Linked DNA regions of Mus musculus: region 1 is linked to region 2. A link is a loop called in an ENCODE intact Hi-C map of the cell type or tissue named here. Cell type or tissue: left cerebral cortex. All regions are shown on one strand.

Evidence for each region. Hi-C counts contacts between places; a loop is a spot of excess contacts. Peaks named below come from ENCODE experiments on the same cell type or tissue, not always from the same donor. Only the 100,000 strongest peaks of a DNase experiment are listed, where the experiment ranks them.
Region 1: it touches region 2 in a loop (3-fold over the local background); 3 of 42 quality-filtered maps call a loop at or near these places.

Annotation. Positions count from the first base shown.
Region 1 is chr5:71,912,481-71,920,480 of GRCm38, forward strand. The region is part of intron 4 of Gabrb1 (gamma-aminobutyric acid (GABA) A receptor, subunit beta 1); the gene reads left to right. Among named protein-coding and RNA genes, the nearest start is that of Gm38562, 210 kb to the left of the region's middle. In left cerebral cortex, a CTCF peak has its summit at 3,395; DNase peaks (open chromatin) are centred at 3,456 and 4,925; H3K27ac peaks cover 2,215 bases.
Region 2 is chr5:71,966,825-71,974,824 of GRCm38, forward strand. The region is part of intron 4 of Gabrb1 (gamma-aminobutyric acid (GABA) A receptor, subunit beta 1); the gene reads left to right. Among named protein-coding and RNA genes, the nearest start is that of Commd8, 200 kb to the right of the region's middle. In left cerebral cortex, no CTCF peak of the experiment used is centred here; DNase peaks (open chromatin) are centred at 3,734, 5,158 and 6,198; H3K27ac peaks cover 4,039 bases.

The DNA of each region.
Region 1 (8,000 bases), 54 kb before region 2:
CAGGAGATGTAAATAAGAAATTGATAGAATACAGATTAAACCCTAAGAAACTGGATTTGGAAACAGAAATCAAATTAGCCACTGTGGTACATAAAAGGAGGGTACAGTGCTAACACATAGCAATGAGACAGGGATTTTTGGAAATTGGGAATGATTAGAATATGAATAATTTTGAAGAACATGTAGGAAAAGTAATAGGTTCCCTCGAACAAAGAGATGGCAGAAATATAGATGTTAAATACTATTGTGATGGTTGAAGTTAGGAGCATGGTAGTATAAACATGATATCTGCTCAGAGAATAACTGTGCCATCTTAAGCAAACAGTGGGTAGAGTTATGGTTGCTAAAAGCACTTCTGATGAGGCTTCAGAAGGGAAATGAGGATGGTGAAAGGAGATTATTATGATATAATTACAGAAAACTTACCTAAATTGCATCCTACCATTTCTGAAGAAAGTGAAATTTGTAAGCAATGAATTTAGATACTTAGGAGATTCCTAAGTAGAATGTTAAAGATGAGTCCTGGTTTCTTGTTGCTTATAGCAGTACGAATACAAGAAGGAGTTTTTTTTAAAAAATTAAGAAAGCCATGTTCATCAGAAAGGAACCAGATTTGATGATTTGGAAAATTCTCAGCTTATCCAGATTTCAAAAAATGCTAAATTAGGAACTTGTTAGGAAAGTAATAAGAGCCCAGGTGAAAGCCAAGCAAGGACTGTTATGTTAGTGATGCTGATAACCTGAATTCAGATTATCAAGTCACAGATGGGTAATCTTAAAGCTATTATATGCACTAGCTACTAGATATATCAGAACAGGAATGAGATTATTTAAGAGAGCCTCTTATTCATCCAAATCTTAGGTGTGAATCTTGAGCACTCTAGAGAACTTACAATTGTAGTCTGCATAATGTATTCTCACAAAGATACCCATGTTTTAATTTTCAGACCTGTGAATATGTCCCTTTCTGTGGAAAAATTGATGTGCAGAAGGGCATAGCTAAGAATCCTGAAGTAGTAACATTCTTCTTGATTATTTATTGGTCCCAGTGTGGGACTTTTACAAAAAATGGACATGGGGGTGACAGAGCATGAGCTAATACAATATAGGGTATACATATAGGTATTGCATATATATTACTTACATGGTTATACCATAAACATCTGAATTGATGAGACCTGGAGGATACTATGTATCTGAGTTGATGTTGAAATGGGTTGAGGCTTCTGTTGCTGTTGAGACAGAGTGACTTTATGTAGAATCTTTACTTCTTTATATTTTCTTTTTCTTTATTCCAAGTGGCAACTGCAAAAGACAAGCAGGTAGGTTTCCCCTATAAGCTTGATAAGAAACTGGTCCTGACAATATTTCAGTTTTAACCTTGTAACCCTCACTTAGACTTCATGGGATTTTGAGTCTGATTTACAAAGGGTAAAGACAGTTTCCTTATTATTATTATTTTATGTTTTTGTGTTTTAGTGAATGTAATGAATGACCTACAAAACATTGAAGAATTTATCTCAATATTTTTATTCACAGTTACTGAAGTGGATACTATTACCACAGGTAGTGTCATCTTTGAATTCCTAGATGTCACAGAAGTCTAAGTAGCATACAGTTATTAAATAAATATGTGCTAACTTGGAATAAGCACACCTGTACTTGCGTGTGTGTGTGTGTGTGTGTGTGTGTAGCTAAAGTCACACCTATAGCCAGTGTTGTCTTATGTTAGCTAAATATTTAGAAAATCAGCTTAAGAGCATTGACCTAACTCTACTTATTTACATAAGATAAAATTCTTTTTTAACTTCTCCCTTGCTCACTTCTCAGGTGGTAAGAATGGTTAATAAAACATTATCCATCTACTGTAACCATTTGTTGGTTTTGCAATTTAAAACATCACACAAATTGACACTTAAGTGAGGAAACTGTTTTCTTACCTCAAATGAATGACCTTAACGTTCATCATTCAAATGTCTGAATGCTTCCTCCCTAAGCCAGCAATGCCTTTTAAATGTGTTATATATTATGGAAATGAAGTATGGGAGAATGGTCAAATGTCCTATACACACATTTAAATACAGTCTTTAATTTCATAGGCACTTTACCTTGAAAATTGCCACTGCTATACTTTTTTTTCTACAAAATGAATCCAAACCATCTCTGATTTTATGTATTCCAGTAAGTCATGGTTATTTCAGATCCTGCCTGGATCCTCTCTCTTTAGATTAAAAAACTGACAGGATTTATTCTGGAATTCATGAAACTATTCAGTCTTTGTTTTTTATTCCAAAATAATGAGGTCGTAAGGAACACAGTACAGAGCAGACCTCTGTTCGTGGTCACTCCTTGAGAAAGGCCAGTCTTTCTACCAAGCAATTCATCATCAATTTGGGAAAGGGTTTCTTAAACCAGATAATGGAGATACATAATATATATAATTGCATAATATAAAGCAAATATATCACCCCAAACTCTAGATATCATCAAGGAGGAACAATTACAACCAATGTTATAAATATGTAATAAGGAACTCATATCTTGTTCCAGTATTTTAGATTACAACCATATGACAACTACTTGTTTCAGATTAAATGGTCTAAAGGATATCCATGTGGCCTTAAAGAATGGCCAATAGTTCTCTTTCTGGCCCAGCATTTACCAATGTGGTCTGTCCTTACTCCTCAAGAAACTATGTCCAATCTATCAGTCTTTAATATGTTGACCTTGAAAAAAGGGGTAGAGATTTTGGCTTAGTTTTGATTGTCTTAAGTATTTTTGAAGGATCTCCATAAAGTAAGGAAACCAAGGTTTCATATTCTGCCTAACATAGGGTTTCACAGACCACACACTCTTCTGGCAGAGAGAAACAAACATTTAAAAAGTATCTCGAGAACAAGGCTAATACAGAATTGGCACCACTGATACTTCCTGTGTATAAGACAAAAAGCAAACTTTGTTTGTTTGTTTGTTTGTTTGTTTGTTTTTCTGAAACAGGTTCTAATAAACCCAATGTAGCCAACATGGCTTTTGAGCTTCTGATCTTACTGACATAGTCTTCCACGTGTTGAGATTATAGACATGAACTACTGTACCTACTTGACTGAAGAGTGACTTCACATCCTCCATGGCCAGTCTAAAGGACTCTTTCCCACCACCAGAGAAATCTTATTATAAGCCTCCATCTGTACTCATTCTTTGAACGGACTACCTCATTACAAAACAAAGAAGCAGACAGTGGCTTCCTGGTTGTGAGGTTGTCCAGGTGCTATTCATCTGCTTATAACACAAGGGCCCCAGAGGATAGGTATTGTGTTCATTCTTTCTCTAAGTGAACACAGTGTCTATGAAGTGGTTATTCAAGGACTGAAACAGAAACAAAATGAGTTCTCTACTGCCTCCGCTGTCTAAGCACGTCTTTGACATGAACAGTTCTCATTACGTGGGCATTTAAGTATTCCATAAGTCCTCACACACTCAATCGCCTACAAACTATGCAACTAAAGCAAACAAACTGTCTCAAGCATTCATATACTGGGAGAAATTGGTTTTTCTCCTTATGGCACTCCATGTCTTTAAAGATACATCTGCTGCCTTTCTACTTCAAGAAGTGATTTGTGAATGTCCACCTTATACAGAGTCTTTCAACTCATAAGGGTATTATAATGATTAATACTTAGGGATCAAATAGCACTTGCTGCCATTCTTTTGATATAATTTATCCAATGGGAAAGTCTGATGTTTCTATTATTTCATTCACAAAATTTTGTTGTCTATCTTTAAAATCTACTTCTTCCCTGAATACCCTGGCATATCACACAAATGTTGAATTGTCAGGAGAAGAAGTAATGAGTAGAAATCTTTTGGAGTGGTTAGGGCAGAGAGAGGGACATGATGAAGCTTGAATACTTGCCTTTGCTGTTAAGGCCAGTCATCGATTCTTTCTATGTGTCAGTGTTGAGAGGACAGAGACACACAACTTGATGCTGCTGCCCTCATTAGCCTGAGAAGTTTCCCTAGGCTCAGGCCAAACTGGTATTCATGGATTCAATGATGTAAAGGATTTCAAGACTGGTCAGTTTAGTGAAACAGAGATGGTGATTTTGAAATACTGATGTTTTAATATAGACTTGAGTATTATGGTTTAAAGAAGGAGGGGTAAGAAAACAGCAAGGCAAACATTCAGTTGGAGGCTATATGCTTTCCTATGACACAAAGTAGAACAAAGTGAAATGTACCAAGCATAGACACGGGCTTCTCCAAGAGACAGTAAGCAATTAACAATCTTAGTGCTGGCCATGTATTTCAGCTTAATGGCTCTCGTGATACATCTCAAATGGTTGCTATGAACCATTTATCCCTTCTGTCTTGATAAGAGTGATAGGAGGTGGTTTCAAAGATGCTTTAGATGAAATTGTAGTCCAATAAAATAAAACCAGATGCCACTAGGATTTTCCAATGGAAATTTCCCAATGGGTAGTACATTCTCTCTCTCTCTCTCTCTCTCTCTCTCTCTCTCTCTCTCTCTCTCTCTCTCTCTCTCTTCCCCTCCCTCCCTCTATCTCTCTAGGGGTTTCTGGTGTGATTCCTAGAAAAGTGTTGCACTGGAATCCATTTTTACGTCATTAGCAAGGACTCCAACTGGATTACAGGATGAGGGGCTTCTTTCTCCTTTTCCGGTTCCTAAGATTTTTTTTCTGCTCTTCTATCCTGCCTCACTTTCTGCAACTGTTCTGATAAAGGGGGTACCCTGGTTGCTGATGGCAACCTGCATTTGTGACACAAGAACTGCACAAAGCTTATTTTCTCTAGGGAGAAAGACTGCACACGGTCTATTTTTCCTTTGATGGTCCCATGGGCACAGCACCAGATTGCCATGCATATTGAGTCTTTTCTCATCCCATCGAGACATCACAGCTGCCCCCTCAGAGCGTAGGTGGAGGGACAAATGGATGCTCACAGTACTGCTCTTGGCTCAACTCCCATGCTGCTCCGAGCCTTTTCTATTTGTTCATTCTAGGCTTGAGAAATGAAAATGACCTCAGAGGACCTTCCAGAGGTCTGAGAGAAAAGTCTTGACAAACAGGTGGGTTAGAAACCAACTCAGTAATCTCACTGCAGTTTGGAAACTCCTTGTCTGGAACCAGGGCTGTGGAACAAAGGCTAGAAAAAGAACGTTGGGGTTGACCTTGAGATGGAAGGAGATGGATGCATTTGAATGCAATTATTAAACCTCAGTGGTCTTAATGAAGGGGTTGCATTGTCTGGAATTGCTTCTATAGATGGTGTGCTAACTCATAAGTCCTGAGATGGGGTGGATGAGTTCTGGGCTCACACCGCAATCTGTGCCACATACAGACTGTACACTGTGACTTCTCATTCACTGCATTTGAAGGTCAAAATCAGAAACATAGAAAGGGGACATGGTGACAAGCAGGAAATGACTGAGATGATTAGAGATCAAATCTTTAGAAGTTGCATGTGGGTAGTTTTATCTCCATCAGAAAAGGACCTTTGACAGTCTATGGAATTCTTCCATTCATTCTCCTCCTATGAAACTCTACAAATGTATTTGTCCAGAAAAGTATCCACTCAGTCAAGCACTGTTCCCTTGGCTCACACTGGCCTTTAATCTGTATCTAGACATATAAATTAAGTTTATTAGTATCTATTGGGGTTTTGGAGTTGTTAAACACAAATGAAGTAAGCATATGAATTTTTGATGGAGTTTTAGAAACCTTTTCCATCCTTCTTCACTATTTTGTATGCGCACAGACACACATGTCTATCTACGGCATCCATAGTTCACATGGTTGGCTTGTGTGTGAAATCCCTGGAGAGAACATTCTTGTGACTGAGCCTCTAAACCCTCATGAGAGAATTAAACAAATGTACACTGACATGTTCAGGGTTTCTCTGTGTAGCCTTGGCTGTCCTGGAACTCACTCTGTAGACCAGGCTGACCTCCAACTCAGAAATCCGCCTGCCTCTGCCTCCCAAGTGCTGGGATTAAAGGCGTGCGCCACCATGCCCGGCACAAAACATAATTTTTAAGAAGAGAAAGCACTAAGATTACTAAGAAATTTAGAGGCAAATGTAGCAGAAGATATTAAAGTTGCCAATTTCTCAGTTTTCTACAACTGAGTCAATTCAAAAGAAGTGTGACTAAGTCACATTTATTCCATCTGTTATGTCGCATGTCCGTTACATCACATATCCATTACGTTGCATGACTACTTACTACATCACATGGCTGGATTTGGTATGTCATTTTTATAGGATACATTGGCTTGTGAGGATTTAGGGATGCCTTTATGTCTAAGTATCCATTTTTCCTAGATTTCCTATGCCTTAATTTTGTCAGAAATGAATGCATGCACATAACTTATTTCATCTTAATCTTAAAAGCAGTTGAGTTTAATTTTTCTATGAAAGCACATACTGAATTATCTTCTCAAGTCTATGAAGCATGTGGGTGAGTCCAGGAGACCTTGCTCTTAGCTTTCATACTCTCTCTCCTTGTGGCAGCCTCTTCCCAAGTATGTACATCTGAAGCAGAGCCTCTCATCCTGCTAACTGCTTATCATCCTCTTTTTCTCTTTAAGGTTCTTCTATTCCAAATCATGAAAGGCTACTGTAAAGGAAGAAGATGTCTTCTTTGTAGTGTTCAAAAAAACCTATCTTTAGAAAATTATGACAAATATGAGGTATTCTAGCAAATGTTTACTGTTTGCGCAAAGCTATCTTCCCTTTTGCCCATTCCCCCTCAATTTTCTAGCACATACTTCAAACACCATCCAAGAGTATATGCCCAGAGTTAGCTAAGGTCTACAAGCTTAGCTACAAAAAAACAAAAAAAAACAAAAAAACAAAAAAAAAACCTATCAGAACTTTCTTTTTACTTTTCTTTTCTTTTTAATTTATTCATTTTACATCTCAGTAACTGTCCCCCCTACCAGACACCTCCTCCAACAACCTCTCTATCTATCTCCCCTCCCCTTCTTCTCCAACCTGTTGCGGCTCCTTCTGGGTGTCCCCCCATCCTGGCACTTCAAGTCTCTGTGGGGCTGGGCATATCCTCTCCCACTGAGGCCAGATAAGACAGCTCAGCTAGAACATAGCCCACAGATAGGCAACAACTTTTGGGATGGCCCCTGCTCCAGTTCTTTGAGACCCACAGAAAGCTACACATCTGCTATGTTTGCATGTGGTGGGGTGTCCAGCCTGCGGATGCTCTTTGGTTGGTAGGATTTTCTTAGTGAAAACCTTCACAATCAAGTAATAGAGTCACAAAATTAAACACTGGTGGATTTAAATATATGAGGTGACCTTAAGGATTTGGATTTTCATTTTGCCAGGGAGGGACTTGTTCTATTTTATTCAGACTATGATAGAGAATCAGGGTAAAGAAAACAGAATGGTTAATCTGGTATGAGAGCACAGATGAAATGCTTACTGTCAAGATTTTGTTCATTGTTTGCTTATACTACATGGGGGCTCCTAGTCCTGGAATAATCTACAAATAACCCACTAAAGAATTCCAAAAGTAAAAATATACCTCTCTCCATAAGAGCTGGATAGCCTTTTTACCCCCATAAAGCTACAATAGCCTCACACATTTTTCCAACACATACTTTCTCTTGTTCAGCATTACCACTGTGTCTCAAGTCCATGAACAAGATGGTCTAAAGGTCTTCATTTAATCCTTTTTTTCAAACACAGCAAGTGTTGCCTTTGAAAATGAAATCAAGGAGCTGATAATTATTCTTTTTTTTAATTGGATATTTTCTTTATTTACATTTCAAATGTTATCCCCTTTCCCAGTCCCCCCTCCGAAGAACACCCTCCCCCATCCCCTCCCTCTTCCCCCTGCTCACCAACCCACCCACTCCTGCTTTCTGGCCCTGGCATTCTTCTACACTGGGGCATACAGCCTCAAAGGACAAAGGGCCTCTCCTCCCATTGATGTCCAACTAGGCCATCCTCTGCTGCATATGCAG
Region 2 (8,000 bases):
CCCAGTACAGGGAAACACCAGAAACACCAGGACCAGGACACAGGAGCGGGGGGGGGGGGGGAATAAGGGACTTTCAGGATAGCATTTGAAATGTAAATGAAGAAAATATCTAATAAAAAAAAACCAAATCAAGTTTCAGTTCAATAGATGGCTGTGAGCATCCACTTCTGTATTTGCCAGGCACTGGCAGAGCCTCTCAGGAGACAGCTATATCAGGCTCCTGTCAGCAAAATCTTGTTGGCATCTGCACTAGTGTTTGGGTTTGGTGGTTGTTTATGGGATGGATCCCCAGGTGGGGATGGAGCACAGGGTCCCCAATGAAGGAGCTAGAGAAAGTACCCATGGAGCTGAAGGGGTTTGCAGCCCACTAGGAGGAAAAATATGAACTAACCAGTACCCCCCAGAGATCCCAGTGAATAAACCACCAATCAAAGAAAACACATGGTGGGACTCATGGCTCTAGCTGCTTATGTAGCAGAGGATGGCCTAGTCAGTCATCAATGGGAAAAGAGGCCCTTGGTCCTATGAAGTTTCTATGCCCTAGTGTATGGGAATGCCAGGACCAGGATGTGGGAGTAGGTGGGTTGGGGGAGCTGGGGGAGGGGGAAGGGGATAGGAGATTTTCAGAGGGGAAACTAGGAAAGGGGATAACATTTGAAATGTAAATAAAGAATATATTTATAATTTAAAAAATCAAGTTTCAGAAGGATAATTGAGTAAATTCCCTATCTCTTTTTGCTGCAAGTCACCAATTGAATGCAACAGACAGTTAAAATATTTGCTGCCCCTTGCATATGGGCTTAGAAAGTTGCTGCAGCATATGTCACCCCAAGATAGCATAAAAAAGTGACTCTACCTTTGTTGCACAGCTGGGCACTCAGCTGGTGTCACATGACCAGCTGTAGACTATACTCAGGAAAACATGATCCTTAGAGGAATGGAAGCGAGCCCTGGGAGTCAAGTCTGGAGCGAACACAATTTATTTTTTTCTGAAGCACTAAACCAAGAGATGGAAGGGGAGACAGGGATACTGAATTTCTTATAACTTAAAAAAAAAGTTTACAATATCCATGTGTTGTATTAATTTAAAAAGGAATTGATTTAAATGTAATTGATTTGTACTAAAGAGCTAAGGGTCCTACTTTTTTCAGCATTCACTAAAATTTCTAATTCTAAAGATAATCACTTGGGCACTTGTTTGTTTGTTTGTTTGTTTGTTTGTTTGTTTGTTAAAATAAGGTCTCGCAGTGTAGTTCAAGTTATTCTCTAATTCATTATGTAGCCCAAATATGTTCTGAACTGGAAGCAATCCTCCTGCCTCGGGTTCCTTGATGGGAAGAGTATTCTAAACAAGAACACTGTGGCACATCGAGAGATTAAATGCAAAACAAAAATATTTAACAATTGAGCACTTGTTTTCATCATCATCACTTGGAAGGAGGAGAAAATTTTTCTACCAGGTAAATTTCATAACACACAGGGGATTCATTAATTTTTGAAGAGATACCATTTATATTATGTAAATGACTGCTTACTGTTGCCCAATCACCTTCAAGACAGTTAGAAGGATCCAAGCTGTTTCATTTTCATGCCTGCCTTCTTGTCTGCCAGGCACTTTTAGAGGTTTAGACGTGTGCCACCTTTTATTTTGATGGCTTCCCAAATCATCGAAATCATTCGAGGCCTACTCAATGACACTCCAGTTGGTTTATTTCTCATCCTTTTGTAGCAATCAAGTTGTTACTATCTGCTTGCAGGAAGAGTACACAGAATTTAGTGAATTTCAATGCACTAATTCCCAGTGGCATATAACTGCTATGGGAAAGTTGAAGCCCCTGAATCACCAAGGCTTTATGCCCCATTAAGAAAGAGGTTTCCATGATGCACTTCTCTATTAAGTCGATGTTTCTTAGGCAAGCTTGATTACATTGGGGCAGAACAGACGATGGAGCATTTAACGGAAAGCAAGACTGCACTGGAACATAATCGAATAACAGAAATCACTTTTCGTTAAATTAATTCTGCAAAAAAAAAATCATTTCAATTAGTCGCATGCAGACAGAGAGGGTCTGGTGAAGTGTGGGACTGAGATGGTCATGCTGGCAGTGTCCAGGATGGATACAACTAAAAACGACAGTGCCCGTGCCCAGGCTCACCTCCTTCCCCATGTTCTTTTGTGCCTTGTTATCGTTTTCTGTATTTTTCCATCTCCCCAGAGGCTTTGTCCTGTTAAATATGCCTATGGCACATACTTCATAGATGGGAGCTGATGATCAAGGTACAGGATTTAACTCTACCCCCTCTGCACAAGAAAATGGGACCAGTATTTCTGTTCCTCTTGTAATGGAAGTTCAGTACAAGAGCAGTTTCCCAAGTCATGCAGACAGAGAGCCCACTGTTTTTGCGACTTTACTACGCTGTCATTTCACAACACACTACCCATCAGCCTTGTCTCTTCCTTTCCCAGACTTTTACAACCAGACTCCCAACAAAGGTCCTTTGTAGAGGACCCAACAAAGACCAGCCTCAGCTAGTCCACCCAAAATGCTCATCCCTATGTCCACAGTGCAGTTACTGCCTTTCCATCTTGCCCTTGCCCTTAAACCACTGATATCCTGTGAAAAAAATATGGAGGTGGTTCAGTCTCTGCGAGCCCCCCATGGCCCATTTTATTGACTCTATAGGTCTCCTGTCCTTGACCCCTCTGGTCCCTCAATTCTATCCTCCACTCTTCTACAAGACTCCTGGAGCTCCACCTGATGTTTGGCTGTGGGTCTCCCCATCTGTTTCCATCCACTGCTGGATGAAGCCTCTCACGAGACAGTTATGGTAGACTCCTGTCTGCAAGCACAGAAGAGTATCATTACTACTGTTAGGAGTTTGTTCTCTCACGGGGGCTGGACCTAAATCCCCTACACATTTGTAGCAGATACGCAGCTTGGTCTTCACGTGGGTCCTCTAATAGTTGGAGCAGAGGCTGTCAATGATTCTGTTGCCTGCCATCACTGGATTGCCCAGTTGGACCTCTGTGGAAGAGGATGCACTTAGTCCTGCTTCGACTAGATATCCCAGAGCTGGGTGGTGCCCAAGGGAGTCTTCCCCTTTTCTAAGGAGGGGAGGAAAAGATAAGGGCAGGGGGGGAGGAATTTGTAAGGGCGAGACTAGGATGAGAGGAAGGCAGGTGTGATTGGGATATAAACTGACTAAATAAATTAATGAAAAAATGTGGAAGGTGATTAGATTCAAATAAGATGGGAAAGTCATTATTTGCTAGATCTGAATTCACGCATGCACCAAGCTTGTTTTGGTTTCAACCTTGGATGCCTTTTTCCTGAATCTCACCTGTGCTTTAGAAGCCCGTGTTGGCTGTCTGTTGTTGCTAAAATGAGGAATAATTCCTGCCTATTAGCAAGTGAGTTTACCTCCAGGAAACCACTGAAAATCAGTAGAAATCAGAAGAGCTTCAGCAGGAGCCTAAATTAATCTACAGGAGCCTTTCAGAGCTGTGAGCAGTATGAGTCCCCACACAACAAGGTCAGCCCAGTCACGATTTTGGCTCTGCTTTTAAAGTGGAAATGATTTCTGAAAGACAACTTGCCTGTTGATTTATGTTAGGGAGTGGGGGTGGCAAAAAATAAATAAATAAAACAACAAAACATTAAGAAAATATGACTAATCAAGAGCCATAAGCCTGGAAAACAGAAGCGCCTGATTAGTGATGCAAAGCTGGGATCATGTCTTCTTGTATTTGTCAAAATGGGGAACATAAAATCCTGCTAACCTATTCAGCTAGCTGAAAGGTTTCCATGACAACGGTGGGAACACGGAACATTCAGTCCCCTTGTCTTCAAAAATAACCTTTCAGTATAGGCGAGAGATTGTTAAAGGCACTAACCCGCTTCACCTGGGTAGTCCAAGGTAACTATAGCTGACCAGAATCTTGGTCTCTTTCTACTCAGTAAGAACATCGAAAGGTCTGTTTATCCTATAGCTCAGAACAAAATTGAAGGTGATTCAGCCCACAATAAACTATGCTTGGTTTCAGAAGGTTAAAGTTTTTTCAGTTTGTACACTCATTAGCTCCCCCGCCCCCATGCCTTGACACAGGAATGAGAACTCACTCCTATGCAGGACCTTGTATATATATAAAACTTGGGGGTTTCTTTTTACTTGCTCTTTAAAGGCAGTTAAGTTGAAAAGAGAAAATGCAATTATCTTATAATTTTTTCCTGCCTCAACACCTTTTCTGATAAACAATATAGAGAAAATTAAGAAATAAACATATATGAGCATATATCTATCTGTATTCCTATGTAATGTACATACTGTATCTCTATTTTAATTTTTAACTAACATATTTCTTAAGTCAGACTACATGGGTAAGCATAGATTATGGATGAATGTCATCAAATATGGGAGATCATCATATGGTGGTCATGTTTCCAAGCGTGGGTCTACAAAGAACCAAATCATACTTTAATGAGTACGCTGGTGCAATTAACCTACCTCATTTGGCATTCCTGTTTCTCCAAGAGCGAGGTTCTGATCAGGCCTATTGGCTGCCAATCCAACGTGGAGCCTCTCTTCCCCGGTTTAGTCGACCTCTGCCCAGGAGGCACGTTTAGTTCCAAGTGCTTCAAATGGTAGAATCGATAGAGTCCAGGGGACCACCACATCAGCCTTTATGGTGAAAGACATCTTTGAGAACTCCACTTGAGGATAGACAATTCCATATCTTCTTTCTAAGACATAGTCTCCATGGAGTTGCAAGAAGGGACAGAAGCAGTAAGGGGAAGGGCATGGTGGAGACATTGAAAAGAATGAAATATACCAAGCAAACTTGAGACTGCTCTGTGATCTCAGGTGTCAGTGAGGGGCTAGAACTTGAGTCCACCACCCCCCCCCCAATATTTTTATTTATAGGAATTCTAAATAGCAAAGACTTTTTTTCCCAAAATGTAATAGCGGAAGCTACAGAGGAGGAGTTCTTTTTCACTTTTGAAACATTCCTCAATTCTGTAGCCTACATGGGAGCTAATCACAAGGACTCCCTCTTTGTTCACTTACTGTGAAGGAGCTGTGCTGTTCCTAACCCTGGGAAAGGGAGGACTCAGAATCACTCAGACTCTCTGTGGATGCAACTCATCCTCTTGGCACCTGCACTGCACTTTATATTGGATTCTAAATCAGCAGGAGAAGCCTTGTGGTGGCAAAATGAAGAGTTGGGCTGGCGTGACTTAGAGCTCTAAGTGTAAGCATCTCTATGAAACAGTGAGTATCCAGGACTTTCCCTTAAAGTATGCCATGTAAAACCATTCATTGATTATTCCCATTTTTTTGTGTTGCAATTTTTACCTTTACAACTTATTTTGCCTGATATGTAAAATTTCCAAGACTGGAAGGACTTTGAAATTTAGATTTCCTTTCGCTGTTATTAGTATTTGTTATATTTCACTTTAAACAGCTGCATATTTCAGAGAAAGAGGGATCACAAATTTGATCCACTACAAACATCCAGTTGCTTGCATATTCAACTACGTGTTCTATTTTCAGTATTTGGGAACATAACAGTCACAGTGAACACTGTCCTACCATATTCTATAATATCCATTCTTCCAAATAGTTCAAGTTTTAACTATTTATATGTTTTAGAATAATAATCTGGTTCTTAAGGTTTGCTAATATAAATAGTCCTCTGTCAAATATTTCACTATGCAAATTTTATTCCTACCTTCTGACTACATCTCAATGTAATTTTGTGATACTCCTCATAGGCAATACACAGAGACCAAAAGGAGGGCTGTAGCCAACAATGACTACATATAGCAAGATTATATGAATCATTAGTGCAAGGCTCTCTAACTCATTCAGTAATTATCCATAAATGGAATATGTAGAATTTAGATGACCTACCTACAGAATCCTAGGGAAGGAAAAAAAGATCAAGAGAACTCATGATGTGTTGGCTTTAAAAGGCTTAAGAACTTCCCTTTTTATAAACACATCTATTATTTATGTGCCGTATTCGTGAACATTTCTATCCATCATGTTATGCAGAAGCTTTGCAGAGTGAAATCCTCCCAGGCAGCTTCTAGTCATCTGGGGCATCCTAAGCTGCTATATTTATTCATGTTTCAATGAACATGCTAAATAAGAATTTGGCAGGATGATGCAAGAGCCATGGATACTCAGCTCCGTTCTTAAGCTTAGAGTCAGGCACTATTTCTCTGGCTAGGTTATTTCCTACCCGTCTTCTGTGCAGAATATAAGGTGAATAGGATTCACTCCCACACCTGGGAGTCAGCCAGACCCGAAAACCACAATGTGATATACTTGGGAGAAAATTTATCCTGTGAGGGGGAAAGCAAAGTGGCAGTTAAAATTCTGACTGCCATCCTGGTCTTCCTGAGTTGCCAGTTGTATGAACCTGTGCTAGTCAGGGCTTCACAGCACTGTGGAATAAATGACTATACCCTTGCTCTGCTGGAGACATATAGCCTAGAAAAGGAGGAAGTGCTCAGAAAATAAACAATTGCAAAAAGAAATTATATAAGAAAACAGATTAAGGCTTCTTGCTGTGTGTGAAACATGCTGATTGCCAGCATATGATTGTTGAAGGCTGTCTCCGCCCATAAAGACTTAGACCCTCTTAAGATACTCAAACACACACAAAATCAATGAAGGCTGGCCAATTTTTTTCTCTAAATATAACTACATATTATATATACACAAACACAGCATACATTGAAGATTTTGTATACATGCAGATGCATACATTTATATGCATTCAAATATTTGTATATATACATAAATATAGTTTTCTTTTTTGTTTTTTATTTCGTGCATTTATTTGTGAGTGTGTATATATGGGTGATCATGCCAACAATATTCATGTGCAGGTTACTGGAAAACTTGTGGAAGTTGATTCTCTCTTTTATTCCATGGGTACTGAGATTCAGCTATGGTCATCAAACTTTGCAACAAATGCTTTAACTTGCTGTGCTGTTTCCCCAAACCCCATGAATATACTTTCCATCCACCTAACCTAGATGGAAAGTAGCCCATCTCTCCTTGCCTTTGAGTTCTCTTCTTCCCTGGGTTTTTATTTAAGAGCAAGAAATGTAAATTCTTGCCTCAGGTCTAAAATCTGCTTTTTGTCAGTTTTCTGGCCAATGAAATTTACTTAACAATACCAAGGAAGCCCCAGGTTTTATTTTTCAATCTGTGATGTAAAGATTAAGACTAATATGTAAGTATCAAATTAGTGTTCTTTGGCTTTGAATGTTCTATTTTAAATATTGGTGTTTGGGTTGCTGAAAATTAAGTGAGTTTTGGCTTGGAGATAGACAGAACTTCAATTTTTGAATGGCCCTGAACAAGCTTCAGCCGTTTTTGTGCTTATTTACATGATATCATATTCTCACCATTATATCACAGCTATAAAAAATACTGGTAAACGTTGAATGATATCAAAAGTGTTCTGTATCCTACAATATTCAATCTCCAGCCAAGATTTAATCCCTTCTGCAAAACAAAGCTAGCCCATCTCATTAATAAATAGTAAAAATTATATAAAAGGCAAAAAGAACAATACCATCTTAGAGGGATTTGCATATAGGTTGTTGTGTATATAAAAAATATTTAACAAAGTTGCTGGCATGTTGTTAAGAAATCAATTAATGTTAGAATCACAATTAGTAATTAAATTACCTTAGTAAAATGGCCATCTACAGACATTGAGCCCATTATCATCACCCTCCCTCTGGGATCATGTAATTATTAGAGACAATTTGCTGAGTTCTGTTAAGGAGTACAAAGTCATCTGTGTATAGATGGAGGTTATTTTCTGCAGCTGCCTATGCAGTATTAAATATGGCAGGTGCTCCATCCAACTGCCTCCTGCTGCCTAAGTGGTATTTCCTCTCCGTGTGCACTATCCTCACCACTGTAAATATCGCATCACCCCCAGTTCAACTTCAACATATGGAGAAGATTATTGC